Linked DNA regions of Homo sapiens: region 2 is linked to region 1. Evidence: chromatin loops called from intact Hi-C (ENCODE). Cell type or tissue: PC-9. All regions are shown on one strand.

Region 1 (8,000 bases):
TTTCCCCTAGTAACAGTATCCAGATTTTAATTTATTCATCAAAAGACTATCTAGATTCAAACCATGCAAAGCATGACTTGCTGAATTTTCAAGAGGAGGTAGTAGGGTTCTTTGTATACAAATAATACTGGAAGGCATATTAGTTGGCCGTGTGAACTAAAATTAGTAAATAGTCATTTTCAATGTCAATGTAACCTACAAATTCAACTTCTTTTAAAAAAACCAAAGCTATCAAATAGCTTGCAAGAACTCTGAGAAGGGGGAAAAGTGAAAGCTGAAGAGTGGACATTTTTATGAACTGTGCATTTATGGAAGAAAATTTATCTCTGTTATTGCATATTGCTTACTGCTTGGCTGGTGGATAGCACAAGGTGAATTTGGAGCTGTCTCCAATCTTTTTGTTGTATTTCTTTGACATTCCGGTAAAGTTCATGTTTTCATGCCCAAATGGGCAAACTACAGTATGAGCCTGAAATGAGCAAGGATAGTTGTTTGCATGTAACATCATAAACATGTTCATAAAGCTGGTTTAATTAGAAAATGCCAAACATTCGTAAATCCGAGGCTTTCTCAGTCCTCAAACAGAAAGTTCAGATTGAACTGGTAAATTCAAATCCAAACATTTACTAACTCAAGGCTGCAGAGATCTCATGCCTCTATTTTAATATATTATAATAAAATATTAAAGTTATCCCGTCATCTTACTTACAGAATGTCTGGATTTTTATAAAAACTGTGCCTGTGATAGTAAATTTGTGTTATTATCCTAGAGTCCTCAAAAACCTATAAACATTTGGTAAATACATTTAAAATTATAATTTAACATAGTATGCCTCCGATATATTCTAGCAAGCCTTAGAGAAGAGTGTATCAAAAGTCTTTTAGAGTCAAAGCTAGCTATCTAAAATTTTTATGTTTGTATACATGAAGACCAAAAAAGGAAATTAAGTTGGAAAACTCTGAGGAAAAGCCAGCCTTTTACTTTATACCATCTTTTCCTAAGTTTATTGACCTCTGAGTGACCAAAAACTTGAGAAAACTTTGAAGAAAATTAATATTAAAGTAGAATATGTTCTCTAGGGTATTTATAAAAATATTATAAAGGATAAAGCTTTTGATCAGAATTAATAAAAGATATTGATTATTCAAACATTAGCTTTTTTTTTTTTTTTTTTGGAGGCAGGGTCTCACTCTGTTGCCCAGGCTAGATTACAGTGGTGTGGTGTAATCATGACTCACTGCAGCCTCAACTTCCTAGGCTCAACTGATTCTCCCACCTCCACCTGCCAAGCAACTGATACTACAGGCACTCACCACCATGCCTGGCTATTTTTTTTTTTAATTTATTCTAGAGACAGGGTGTCACTATGTTGCTCATGCTGGGAAACCTTGGTTTAAACCCTGGCCCTTTCTGTTAGATTAAATTAGCCTCAGTTCTAACTTTATTTGTAAATTAGTGAGGACTCTGTTTTTATTCCCAAGACATTGTTAGAAATATCTAGATAATTTATGCAATAATTTCAAGATGCTAGAATCTTCTGTAGAACTACTGGATGGTAATAGCATTGGTAGACAGGATATGTGCATAATGAAGATTTAATATTATAAGAGATATATTCTTTCCTTTATAAAATAGAGTAAAAATGCTGATAAATAATGTCTGTGTATGGTAGTACTCAATATTTAGATTGGCTATTAAATTAATGTGTGTATTTACTTAACCAACAGAAGCAGACCTTGAACTTTATGGTGATATATTAATACATATAAAGATCAAAATCTTTATAAAAAATAATATCCTGGTATTTCTAGCTCTGAAAGTTGGAGCTCAGTGGATAATGGCAGCCACTGATTTTCTTTGAAATTTCCTTAAAATGTCATGTCTTATTCCTCTCCTGTAAAATAAGATTATTTGACTACTGTCTATAAGAAAGCTCACATTAAAACAGCTGCATAATATCTAGGCATTATATTTGTATTCCACATTAATAGATGGCAGTGATATGCAAGTAATTTGAGGAGAACTCAGATAAGCTCAAGAATTATCAAAATCATTATGAATAATTAAGGTAGAAAACCCTGGAAAAATCTTCCTCAAGGTTTTGGTTGAGTAGTTTTGGGTTTTCTTAAAAACCATGAGTGACTATATATTTATTCTTTGAAATAAGATTTGGAAGGATGTATGTGGTAATACTGATGGTAATATTCTGGAAGAATTGGCTTGATTATGGGATAAAATAGCCATATACAGTCAGTTCTGTTATAATATGACATACAGAGTCCTAAAAATCACTACACTATGCAAGTGGAGACAAAGTGGTTAGGGGCACTACTCTCAAAAACATGGTCAGTAACACACAAAAAAGTGATAAAACTAGGTTTCAAATACTATAATGAATATAGCACTTTACCTTGAAAAAATCCTAAAGTTTCCTTGTGGTAGAGGGCATCAGACTAATTTGTAAGTGTATTTTGAATTGATAGAAGGAGGGTTATTTAAAAGCGGATAGAATGTTGTTACAACAGGCATGTTGGGTGTGGCTAATAACACTCATGCAGTGAACTGAGGCAGCTGGTAGATGTTTGAGGTGTATCTGAATATGAACATCTTGTATATTCAACATGGCTTGGTGAGTAGAGTTTCCTTTGTTCATTTAGTGTTTATTACAGATGAAATTTGTAAATTAGTGAGGACTCTGTTTTTATTCCCAAGACATTGTTAGAAATATCTAGATAATTTGTGAAATATTTTCAAGATGCTAGAATCTTCTATAAAACTACTGGATGATAATAGCATTGATAGACAGGATATGTGAGTAGTGAAGGTTGTGCATAAGGAAACACAGATTTTGTGTTATGTGCAAATTGTTACCTAAAATAAATCAATTGCAGTAGAACATTAAAGTTTTCAAAGCAAATATTATAACAGAACTGACCTTACTACCAATCTGATATAGTTAGATTTGCCCATTAGAAAGAAGTTTGCATTATTAGCCAATTAAATGCAAAAACTTCATTTACATTTGAACATTTTCCTGATTTTCTTTTGGAAGTAGTTAATTGGGTCTCAAAACTGACATGAATAAAATAAAAAAAAACTAGTACTTAAGTTCTCAAGCTAACCTACTAAAATCAATTTTACTGTTTGATTTTGTTACTTTTGTTACTCTTATGAGCTAGATTTTGATTAGCAGTAACATTTTTTTTCGATTGGGACATCAGTTCTCAATTCTAAGTTGAGGTGCGAGACCACAATTCTGCTGTAATTTGAAGTTTGGATTCCTAATTTGTTCTTTTATCTTCCATATTTTAGCACAGTGGAGATTTGTTTACTTCTGTGAAGGTGGCTCCAAGGCAGTGCTGCCACTTATGGTTGCTCAAACTGTTACCCAATTACCTGTCACTTGTTATCGCTGATTTGTAGCTGTTTCATAAAATTTCCAGTAGATGGCAGTAGAGTTTCTTCAATAAAGGACTCCCTTTCTAATTTGTGGAAGTCATTTGTATAGGCTATTGTCATGGTTACTGTTCCCAGTTTGTACAGTCAAGTTCTGTGGAAATGGGTGCCCAAGAAGACCAGAGTAGAGTACTCCAAAATGTGATACCCACACTAGAGGCTCCTCTTAATCAGCCCTAAGGCCAAGTTCTTAGGAAACCACTGTGGTGGTTGGAGAATCAGGTGGGAAGTAGGAATGATTTTTAGATTCAGCCTGGACATCTGGAGGAGATGAATGGCAGATTGAACACAAGCATCTAATTATACTCCTCCCAGAAACTCCACCAAACCTACTAAAGGTGTTTTATTTTAAAGACATGATCCATCAAGGATATGGAGAACGAGAAAGAAGAAAACAGCCATACACACACACAAACACACACACACACACACACACACACACACACACATTGAAAGCTGAAAAGCAAATAGAGTGTGGCAAATGACATAGCTTACTTAAGAAAGCCAAATCTTAACTTGGCTATGAAGAAGGCTAAAAATGAAGCTGACCTTTACCACAGAATCTTTAAATAGCTCAGGAATTGAGCCAGACATATGTGGTAGCAGATCCCCAGGTCTCCTCCTCTTCCCCATTCCACTGAACAACTGTTCTTCCTACCTATACCTCCACCTTAGTATAAGACTCCAAGTATACTCTTTGGAGGGAAAAAAAAAAGCCCAAGTATCTTTGGATTGGGAGATACTAGGCAAAATTGAGAACAGGGCATTTTACCACATATGAGGGAATTAGGTGAATATGTGCACGCTGAATGATGGGACTCCTCCACCTTTCTTCTCTCACTTGCCTTTACCCTACAGGCAGGAGATTAGTAGAATACCCCTTGGTGTATTTAGCCCAAGAAGAAAGATCTAAGAATACCAACTTTCCCAAGATTAGTGGACATCTGAAGAAAAGCCTGAAAGAGAGAGACTAAAACATACAAAAAAAGAAGAAGAAGAAAAGAAAAAGAAAAAAGGGAAAAAACAACTTGGAGGTAGAGACTAGGCAGGGAACAGAAAACTTTAAAAAAATGATTGATATCCTCAGAAAGATAGGATGTTACATACATGAAACAAGAACAGAATGTTTTACAAAGTTGAGCTTTTGTCTACTAAAAAATTAGAATATAAAACTCAATATAAGGGTTGGAAAATGGAATTGAGAAAATAGAAAGTGGAGAGAAAAAAAAGATAAAATAATGAGAGGACCAGTCTAGGAAGTTGAATATCAAAACAACAATTCCAGAAAAAGGGAAAGAAAGGGAGCAAAACCCTAGCAAAATAATTTCAGGAAATTTCCCACCACTGAAAGATATGTGTTTCCAGATTGAAAGGGCTTACTGAGTTCCCATGACAAGTCACATTTCATGAAATTCTAAATTGTCTCTAGTGACAAGAGACAGTCTTACAAACCTGCAAAAAAAGGGAAATTGGAGTACATACAAAGGATCAGAAAGGCTGCGGACTTACAATAAGCAATATCAGAAGCTAGAGAACAATGAGGAATGCCCTCAAAATTCTGAAGGAAATTTTTTTCCAGTCCAGAATTGTATATTTAGCTGTAAACTATTAGTCAAATTTGAGAATAGCATAAAGACATTTTCAGACATGCAAGACTCAAAAAAGATTACCTCCTACACATCATTTTTCCTGAAGCTAATGAAAGATATGTTTTACTAAGAATGAGGACAGGAGATCTAGCACAGGGGAGAGAAAAAGGGAACTTTTAGTAGAATGCTAAAGACAGAACCAAGTTTAATAGCTCGGTACAAGATGTAGAATAAAGACAGCCAGTTCAGACTGGAGCAGCTGATAAGGCTGTAGCGAGACTTTCCAAGAACACAAAATTGATAAGTTAACTCAATCAGCGGAAACAATAGGAAGCGCATTTGTGGTTGAATTAACAATAAGCATATAGATATCTAAGCAAATGAATAATACAAGAGAACACTATAAGAGAAACAAAAAAGTAGCTCAGGACAAAGAGAACACTTCTATAGCACTTTTTATCATATTGGGCACTTTACATATATGAATTTTTTAATCCTTGTAAACCCAAGAGGTAGATAATGTTACAATGAATATTTTATGGATAAGGAAACTGAGGCATAGAGAGGTGAAGTAACTTGCCTAAATAGCTAGACAGCCATTAAGTGGCAAAGATAGGCTTTGAACCCTGGAAGTATGCCTTCAAGATCTATGCTCCTGACCACTATGCTACAGTCTACATAGGATTTACTCTGTGGCTGGAGTCTAAATAACGTACATAGTCATAATATTGTTTGCCTTTACCAAAATTATTATGTAACTATATAGGGAAGGTGAGAGAATAGGAGTATGTATGCACCTACTGGGATGGTGATGGAGGAGGAAGGATTCACATTCTCATCTTTCATAGTGGAAAGTCAATAGATAATGTCTAAAATAGAGAAATTTTAAAGTATCAACAAAGCAATATTATTCAATATTTGATGTTAACTACCAAAACAATTGGCTAAGAGAGGTAAAAGTGGTTGCTTCTGCAGAAGGAAATGTGTTAAAAGAGGAGGGCTGGGTATTGCTGTTTGTTTTAACAAGTTGTAGAACCAGTTGACTCTAAACTGTGTGCACATTTTTTTTTTTTCTGTTTTGAGACAGGGTCTCACTCTGTCACCCGGGCTGGAGTGCAGTGGCATGATCACAGCTCACTGCAGCCTCAAACTCCTGGGCTCAAGCAATCCTCCCACCTCAGCCTCCCAGGGAGCTGGAACTGCAGGTGCACACCACCACACCCAGCTAATTAAGGGCATTAATTCCTTAGCTTTTAGGGATTTAAATGGGAGGGCATATTACATTGATGACGACAGGTGGGTTTCACACTACTAAAATATACTGTTTTTAAAATTAGCTAAGTCTTTTCTCATTCTATAGTCACTTGTAGTAAGATATTAAGTTAGCCTTTAAAACAGCTTAGTTTTTCCTTATCTAAGGTAAGGAAGATAAATTGAATCTGACAAAACAAGACTAAAAACTTCTTGGCGTTTTCAGGTTAAATTATTATAATCTAATAGACAATAAAAACAACCTCTATTGGATGCTTCAGGAATGTTTTAAGAAGATATTTTCTTCTCTTTGTCTCTTTGTTAAATAAAAATTCAGCTGAAATAATGCTAAAGAACAAGTTTTCTGCAGACCATAAATGCTGTGCCTATGATTTAATGTATCATTTTGATTGTTTATATTTCTGCCGATGAATTCAAAACCCAGGGACCACGATAGTAAAATACATAAGAATTAATTCCACATAGGTCTCTTGTAGACTCACAGCAACCTTTGCTCACGTGAGAAGATCCAAAAGTGGAGTTTTTATACCTAGGTTAGGAATATTTTTACTGTGTCTCTTGCAGTGTCATATAAATAGAATTCAGAAAATGTCAGTAAGAAAAATTATCTGTATGTAAGTCGTTTTATTTTACAGTTTTCCAAGTAGTATTGGTGGTGAGCCTAGCAAATATTAGGCTAACAAAATAATTCTCTTGCAGCTTTTAAAGTACCGCAGCTTCCTACTTTAGATTACAGATTTGCCAGTGATCTGCATGAAAATGAAATAAATAAAACATGATCTACAGGGTTATTGGACAAGTGTTATGTTTCAAACTGTCATTTTATGAATTCAAACTACTTTCTAATGTTCTATTATTTGGCCTCATGGTAAGATTTTCTTTATCTCTTTTTCCCCCAAAATATTGGGGAAATTATTATGTTTACAATATTTTTTTTGACTGAGATTCAGTATTTTTAGTGTTTCTCTGTGAAGTAAAGCAAGCTTCTGTGCTTGTTCAATACTAGTTGTAACATCTTATTTGATTTGAAGTGGTAGGCATCACAGATACTTATAAAACTAAAAACAGCTTCCTCTCACTTTATTTATTTATTTATTTTTTATTATACTTTAAGTTTTAGGGTACATGTGCACATTGTGCAGGTTAGTTACATATGTATACATGTGCCATGCTGGTGCGCTGCACCCACTAACTCGTCATCTAGCATTAGGTATATCTCCCAATGCTATCCCTCCCCCCTCCCCCCACCCCACCACAGTCCCCAGAGTGTGATATTCCCCTTCCTGTGTCCATGTGATCTCATTGTTCAGTTCCCACCTGTGAGTGAGAATATGTGGTGTTTGGTTTTTTGATCTTGCGATAGTTTACTGAGAATGATGATTTCCAATTTCATCCATGTCCCTACAAAGGACATGAACTCATCATTTTTTATGGCTGCATAGTATTCCATGGTGTATATGTGCCACATTTTCTTAATCCAGTCTATCATTGTTGGACATTTGGGTTGGTTCCAAGTCTTTGCTATTGTGAATAATGCCGCAATAACCATACATGTGCATGTGTCTTTATAGCAGCATGATTTATAGTCATTTGGGTATATACCCAGTAATGGGATGGCTGGGTCAAATGGTATTTCTAGTTCTAGATCCCTGAGGAATCGCCACACTGACTTCCACAATGGT
Region 2 (8,000 bases), 140 kb after region 1:
GGGGATGATGAGATTCTTAACAGGAATAGAAACCACAGAAGTAGTAGGTGTGAAACAGTGGAAATTACATATATATTCAATTTGAAGTTCTAGTAGGAAATCTCAGGGGTTTTAGATAGGCAATCTAAGATACCTGTCTAGCTGGCTGTTGGAAATTTGAGACTAATTTATGCTTGTGGAGAGGTTAAATGAAGCTGTAAGATTACCAGAGCAGGAAGAGAACAGGGCCAAGGATAGATCTTAGAGTGCACCTGGGTTTATGGTATAGAATGAAGAAGAGGAATCAGAGAAGTGATCAGAGAAAGAGAGAGCATCCAAAAAAGAAAGAAAACCAGGAAAATACTGAGTCCTAGATACCAATAGAGAAGAGAGCATCAGTAGAGTCAGAAATTATGGAAGGTAAAGAAAAAGAATGGATATTGCATTTGGCACCTTAAATATCACTAGTGATGGCTCACACTGGTTTCAGGAGGAAAGGAGGCAGGCTGTAAGGAATAGAGTGAGTCGCCATTCAAGAAACAGGATCACTGTGTTTACATGAAGCAGACACATTATAGTAGCTACTACAATTAGTTTCTGCTCTGAAGCAGATTTTTTGTCTTCCTGCTTATCTTCATATTTTTTTCTCTAATCATATAGACATTAAGAATGGTACAAAGAGCTTAAGAAAAGTACAAAGAGGTTTATAGTGTCATTTACATAAAGAGCTTATTACAGCCATAAATTATATCTCATGATTTGCTTTAATGATTTGTGTTTTGTTAAAAAAGTCCACCAAAAAAAAAAAGCATCTCAAACCGTATTCTCCATTCTATGGAGATAGGAGTGAGTATTTATTGACTATCTGCTTCTTTGAAATCAATTATTCATATTTGAAATTCAGTGTGCTAAACAGGATTTCTGAATGAAATAATTTCCAAAATGAAAAGTGGATACTAGTCTTTTTATAACAGTGAATGATTAAATGGCCGATGGGCTCAATGAGGCATGAAAATTAATTCAGTGGACATGGAAAGAAATTCAATTAACCCCTCAGAAATCTCTGTAATAATATTTATAATCCAAGAGCAAGGGCCAGAGTAGTAAAAATGGCTGCTGCTTCTAAGAGCATAAGCAGAATTAATTGGTAAGCTTCTTCAGGACAGGGGCTGTATTGTCTTCTTCTCGTTAAAGTTTTGCTATATTTCATATACTTTGGGCAGGAAATAGATGCTGTTTCCAGACTGCTTGAAGAATTTTCAGAGAGAATTGATTTTAAAAGTTGCCAGTAATAGTGTACGATATCTGTCTGCTTCTTAGCCAGTCCTTATCTTAATTAAAGCGTCACTCTTTCTGCACAGACTCTGCATTGTTTAGACTTGAATCTTCCATCTATTATCCCATTTTACCTTTCCAATTGAAATCAGATTGCACCTTGGTATCCTGTGACACACAGGAAATACTATCTGTGAGATACACTAAAGAAAGCCCTGATGAAAAGACCTGATTTCCACTTGTAGCAGTGGAGGCAGGTTTCTTTCGGCAGTAATATGTCCATCCTTGTTGACTTATTCCTACATGTGAAATTTTTATGCCAGATAGTAATGAGTTAATGATTTACATAGAAAATACATCATAGAACATTCTGGGCACAAACTTAACATGTAAACAACATAACAAGCACCCCCTTTGGCTCTGGTTTTTTTTTCAAATGCAAGAAGGCAAACTTAAGTGGGTTTTTTAATCTGTGTTGGTAATTAAGCACCTTCTAGTTACAAATCAATAAAAGCCTCTCCTTTCAATATGGTACATTCTGCATGCTCAAACATTGGTTATTGTTTCAACAGTTAAAGTATTATTTTTCTATTTTGGAGCATTTTAAATATGTGATAATCAGGGACAAAAACTTTTTAAGCTGGTACTATAGACAATTAATTTACTTCTGGGCCCTGGAGTTATTTATCTGGCACTTTTCTTGAAGAATTAAAGAAAAATATGGTTAATATTCATGTTTTTTATTAATATTAGTATTTTTTCCCTTGAATACATATAACCTAAAAGAAGTCACTAAACAGAATATTTAGGATACAGGTGTAGAGTTTGGCCAGTTTTTACATGGGATATTTGACATTGATTTCTTAGTTTTAAATTTAGGTACTCTTTAAATGAAGTTTAATTGTGGAAACACATAGCACAGGAGACATAGAGAACATATTGACTACATATCTTGGGAGAATTGATAACATTTTAAAACAGTCTTTTACTAGTTTTGGCCATTTCACCTGACAAAAAATTATTCAAAAGTTGCATGATTTTTAAATTAAAATACTTTTTGTATGGTGCACCTACTAAGAGCCAGGTACCATATTAGATGCTTTTCATGCATTATGTCTGTTCCTCACCACAACTCTACAGGATGATTGCTATTAACACTGTTTTACAAACAAGACAGCTGAAACTCAGACGAATTAAGTGACTTTTCCAGGCCCCACAGTCAGTTAAATGATGGATCCGGATTTGAGCCTAGATCTCTGACCTCAATGCCTTTAATTTTTCTGTGCACCACTTTCCTTTCTGTATACCACATTGTTTCCTGTTCTCTAAGCATTTTTCCTCAAAATTATCGCTTCTCATCTCCTGTCACGGGTATTTTTAAAAGCTTTCATTTATCCAAATACTAACCACTTTGATAGAAATGCTCTTTCTGCTGCTGATGCTGCTACTTAGTTTTGCAGGCATTATTGTTCACTTTCATGAAGTCTGTTATAACTAGCCTGAACCTCAAGTAATAAACACATATTTAGGAGGATCTTTGAAAGATCCACTCCTCTTTCATAAAGACCTATAAAAAACCAAGAATACATACTGCCATCTCTGATAAATATTTATTGAGCACCTGTAACATTTTGGGAGCTATTCAGAAGAGTCAAGATTTGAACATGAATAAAACCTAGTACCTAACCTCTGAAGGTATTCATCCTAGGAATGAAACAAACACAAATAATGAGAAATATGAAGTAGTCGAAGATATACAAGGTATGGTGTATACTAGAGGATAAACAGGTAAGGTAGGAATTTGTTCTTTCAGGGAATAGTGGGTGTATCTTCATAGAGCATAGGCCGTATGAACACGGCTTCTAAACTAAATTTATATGGAAAAGCATATACAGATTATGTAAGGAGATCTGCTATATTATTGTGCAATGTTGAATGACTGTCTCCGTTACAAGAGGTAAACATAGAAGATAGATCCTTACTTGCATCCGTGTTTGGCACCAACATTAGCACTTAAAACCTTCACTGGACTATTCAATCAAGCTTGGGTCATTTGTTCTTCTAGAATAACAATAATAGTCACCTAAGTAGAGCGAGCCTTAAAACATAACAAGTTTGTACTAATTAAACATATATTTAGTTTAATACATTTTTTGAGTAGTATCATTACCACTTTTATAAATACTGTGATGATGATGTTAGTGATTGCTGTTATTCCACTTCCAGGATAAGAAAAATAAACATGATATGTAGGATGTGGCAACTCTTGGGTTCCAAAGCAATGAGGCTTCATGGGCCATCTTTTGTGCCCTCCCTGTCAGATCTAGAAAAGAATTCCCCATTATACGTTTTAGGACAGAAATCATAAGTCCTTTTATTCTATTCAGGAAGACACTGTTTATAGCTATACCGTTATCTTCTCTCTTCAAATAGGGGAGTTTATCAAAGCTTTGTATGAGTCCGATGAGAACTGTGAAGTGGATCCCAGCAAATGTTCATCTAGTGAACTGATAGACCATCAGAGCAACCTGAAAATGTGCTGTGAGCTGGCTTTCTGCAAGATCATCAACTCTTACTGGTGAGCTTATCTTATCCTCTGCCTTACATTTTTTCATGTAAAGGTCATCACAGTGGAACTTACATTTTTTCATGTAAAAGTCATCACAATGTTAACAATTATTTTACAACCAAAGGGGAGGGTCTTGGAGAAAAATTGAAAGTTTCCCTAATACAGTCCCGTCTAAAATTGAAATCTCTATTGTAAGCAGAAGTACTTTTGAACTGGCTATCTACATAAATATAATCTCTCTAATAGAATATTAGTACTATAGCCTCTAATATCAAAAGTATTTCTTTTGCTTTCTAAAATATTTACTAGTGTTGAACAGATGTGTTCATGAATTTTGATCATTGCTCTAACTCCAGCAATTGGCGAAATTTTGGAAGATTTTTGATAAACAGTCTTTAGAGAGATTATGGTGAGTTATACTAAACCAGATGGTTTAGTCAGGAGCCTCATGCCATTTTCCCACTTTGCAAAACTAAATTTAAACTAATCCAGAGTTCTGTAGCCTTGGGTTTCCAGTCTCCATCTGGCCTCTGTGAATTTTCCACCGCCTCTCAGCCATGAATCAGGTAAAACCTCATCCCGGAATTTCTACTAGGTCCTCCTCACAGCCTGACTCTTAAGCAAAAGTATATTGGGTCAGGGTGGAATCACTTGTGCTTGTACTGGTACTTCTGTGTTTAGAGGTTTTGGTACTTCTTTCCTTCCCTAGTGTTTTCCCTCGTGAGTTGAAAGAAGTGTTTGCATCATGGAAGCAGCAGTGCCTGAACCGTGGCAAGCAAGACATCAGCGAGAGGCTCATCAGTGCCTCATTATTTCTCCGTTTTCTGTGTCCAGCCATTATGTCTCCCAGTCTTTTCAACCTTATGCAGGAGTATCCTGATGACCGCACATCTCGGACTCTAACTCTTATTGCCAAGGTCATTCAGAACCTGGCCAACTTTGCCAAGTAGGTGATACTGTTGTAACCACTTTAAAAACACAGTTTAAAAAATACTTGAGGCCTAAAATTTGGATGAGGGTTGGGAGCCTCATCACTCATGTTACCAGATTTTCACTGTGTTATTAATAAATATAGCAAAAAAATGGAAACAACTTAATCACTTCATAGAGGAATGGTTAAGTAACCTATGATACATGCATTCAATGGAATATTTGCAGGCACTACAAACTGTTTACAAAAACTATCTAATAATATAGAGCATGAAGATAAAATTATATTAAAAGTGCTGATAAAAATACTTTAGTGGGAAAAAAAGGGCAGAATAAAAAGTGGTATGTATACTGTTATCCCAGCAATATGAAAACACAAAAATCTAAGTATAAAAAAAGTTGGGAAGAAAAGACAAATTCTGCGGTTACAATGTCTAAGACAATTATCCTGGCCACTTCAAAAAAGACAATTTTATGAAAAATGCAAAAGATGGAGGGGGGCTGTTCTAGATTAAAAGAGATTAAATGCAATACTTGAAACTTATTTGGATCTTAAGTTGGAAAAATATATATATATGTCCTTTTGGGGGCAATGGGTGGAATTTAAATATATAGATAAGATAATTCGTGAATAATGTTTTTAAAAGTTTTAGTGTGATAATAGCATTGGTTTATGTAAGAGATATTCCTTATTCTGAAGAAATGGACGCTAAACTATTTAGAGGTGATGTCTGCAACTTAGTTTAAAATGGTTCCAGAAAGAAAAAAAAAAAAATCTGTCTAGAAAGAGAGGGTGTGAAAGCAAACTTGGCAAATATAACAGTTGGTTATTGTAGATGAAAGGCATATGGGTATTCATTGTATATTCTTTCAACTTTTCTGTAGGTTTAAAATTTTTCAAAAGAAAATTAGGAGAAAACAGTTGGGAAGGAAATGTACTAAAATATAAACAGCAGATATATTTGGGTAGCTTGAATGATACATCCACACTTTTTTCTTTCTACTTTTCATTGTTTCAAACTTTTTTCAGTAAGTTTATGATATTTTTATAATTTATAGAAAATAAATTTAAGAAATGGCTGGGAAGGAATTCACATTTACAGAACTGACCACAGATTTACTCAGTATTGATGCTTAAAGACAAGTTTCTGTTAGCAATGTATTGAAGAAAAAAATTGGAACTTCAGTGAACAGATTGTTTTCTAGTATAAGTGGTGGCTTTTTAGAGGTGTACTATTTTAATTTTGTATAATTTATATATAAGCCAATGCAGAAATATACATATTTATCGATATTTGAGCTAAAAATATTTATATTTTATTTTGGAACAGGTTTTATGGACTTAAACTAGGCCCTGCAGATAGCTAGAATCTAGATAGGCAAAGGAGAGAAGTTTTTCTCTAGTGCAAGTAAATAGCATGGGCAAAAGCTTGGAGAAGAAAAAAATGTGTAATATATTTGGGAGACTTTGTAGAAGCTAGCAGTATTGAAGGTTTGTACTGGTGAGCTTTTGGTAGGTAAGTGAGGGCTATATTGCAGAGAAATTTAAATCCCAGAACTAAAAAAAAAAAAAAAAAAAGGAGTTTTGGCTTTACCCTTTAGAGAGAATAGAAAGCTATTCTCAAAGCATTAGAATATTAAAGTGATATTAAGAAAGTATGTTATAACATTTATCACTTATAGATAATAAACAAAATTAGTCATTCCCTCCACAAAATAAAAAAAAGTAATAGTTCTGTGTAATGTCAAATCAAAATGATCATATCTCTCTTGAATATGTTCTTTCTCATTTTCTCATCCTCTACTTCAGGTTTGGTAACAAAGAGGAATACATGGCATTCATGAATGATTTTTTAGAACATGAATGGGGTGGAATGAAGCGCTTTCTTTTGGAGATCTCTAATCCAGACACCATCTCAAACACCCCAGGCTTTGATGGTTACATTGATCTGGGCCGAGAGCTTTCAGTTTTGCATTCCTTACTGTGGGAAGTAGTTTCCCAACTTGATAAGGTAAAGTAGGTTGGTGGAAGATAGAGAACTTTAATGTACCTGAATTCTGGAAAGTAACTATAGAGTGATAGCACTCACTCTTTCTGCTAATTGAAAGCAACTGTTTACCCTAGAAATCTGAGAGTAAATGGTCATCATTTCTGAGTAAAATATGAGATCGACAACCATGAAACTCTAGAAAACCATGACATTATTAATATATGTTTTTAATAATTATCTGAATTAATGGAGTATATTTCTCTAAATTTATATATACAGAGTGCATATCTGAAAACTTGACTAGAAACTAATATATTGGTATATACAGCCTTATGCATGTCTAATAGGATAAGATGAAACCTCATATAGTAATTTCTAATAAAAGTATAGATTTAGCTAAGAAAATACTAGGTTTATCATGTTTTAAGTAACTACCCATGAAACAAATTTTTTTACTATACAAGTCATAGAGTTTCATATAATTATTAGTGCTAACAGTCATTGTTTTCTTTCTTTACAGATGTGAATTAAGAATACAGAAAGCAATTATTTTTAATCGTTTGCTAAGAATTTTATTATATACCGTATTAATAAGTAAATATACACCATGCCAATCATTTTCTTCCTTCTGGAATTTAACAAAAAGGAATAGATTTGGTAGTAAAAAATAGTCTAAAAGACGTTGGCTAGGCTTATTACAATAATTATTTATTGATGTTTTTGTTTGCTACAGGCACTTTATAAATATGTGTGGTGGTATGTTAGAATAACTTCAAAAGACAGTCATTTTTCTATGATAATGATCTACTTATTTTCCTCTATTTTCCTATCAATAAAAATGCTATATCAGTAAAATTTGAAGGGGAATAAAACCTATTAACAAAGACCACTTTGCTGAGGAAACATATGTGGTAATGTGTCCTCCAGTGCTTAAAATATTTGTAAAACAATAAACTGTTCCTTATTCTCGAGGACCTTTTCTTCACTTTTAGAAATGCTAGCTAGATTTTTAAGTTGCAGCTATGCCAAAGATAAACCCTTTTCATGTGAATCGTAGCCCAACATTATTGAGCAAGTAAAGGCCTTGGTGGCATCTATCCCTGTTTGAGTAGGGTAGAAGAGTCTGTTGATTGTTGAGAAGGCAAAGACCCAAAGGCAGCTATGCCAAACTGACTGACAGTTGAAGGGGACCCCTAAGACCCCATGAGAATAAGAATTCCCTAAATAAAAAAATGATTGAAATGGATAAAGCAAGT

Evidence for each region. Peaks named below come from ENCODE experiments on the same cell type or tissue, not always from the same donor. Only the 100,000 strongest peaks of a DNase experiment are listed, where the experiment ranks them.
Region 2: a loop joins it to region 1, with 3 times the contacts of the local background. A loop is called at or near these places in 8 of 110 quality-filtered maps.

The regions. Positions count from the first base shown.
Region 1 is chr1:178,307,383-178,315,382 of GRCh38, forward strand. All of the region lies in intron 3 of RASAL2 (RAS protein activator like 2), which reads left to right. Among named protein-coding and RNA genes, the nearest start is that of CLEC20A, 190 kb to the right of the region's middle. RefSeq lists a silencer at 3,332-3,626. In PC-9, CTCF peaks have their summits at 3,451 (motif pointing right) and 3,654; a DNase peak (open chromatin) is centred at 3,529; H3K27ac peaks cover 398 bases.
Region 2 is chr1:178,447,884-178,455,883 of GRCh38, forward strand. It overlaps RASAL2 (RAS protein activator like 2), which reads left to right. Exons shown (of 18, transcript NM_170692.4): 10 at 3,688-3,832; 11 at 4,533-4,769; 12 at 6,564-6,765. Among named protein-coding and RNA genes, the nearest start is that of CLEC20A, 45 kb to the right of the region's middle. In PC-9, no CTCF peak of the experiment used is centred here; no DNase peak of the experiment used is centred here.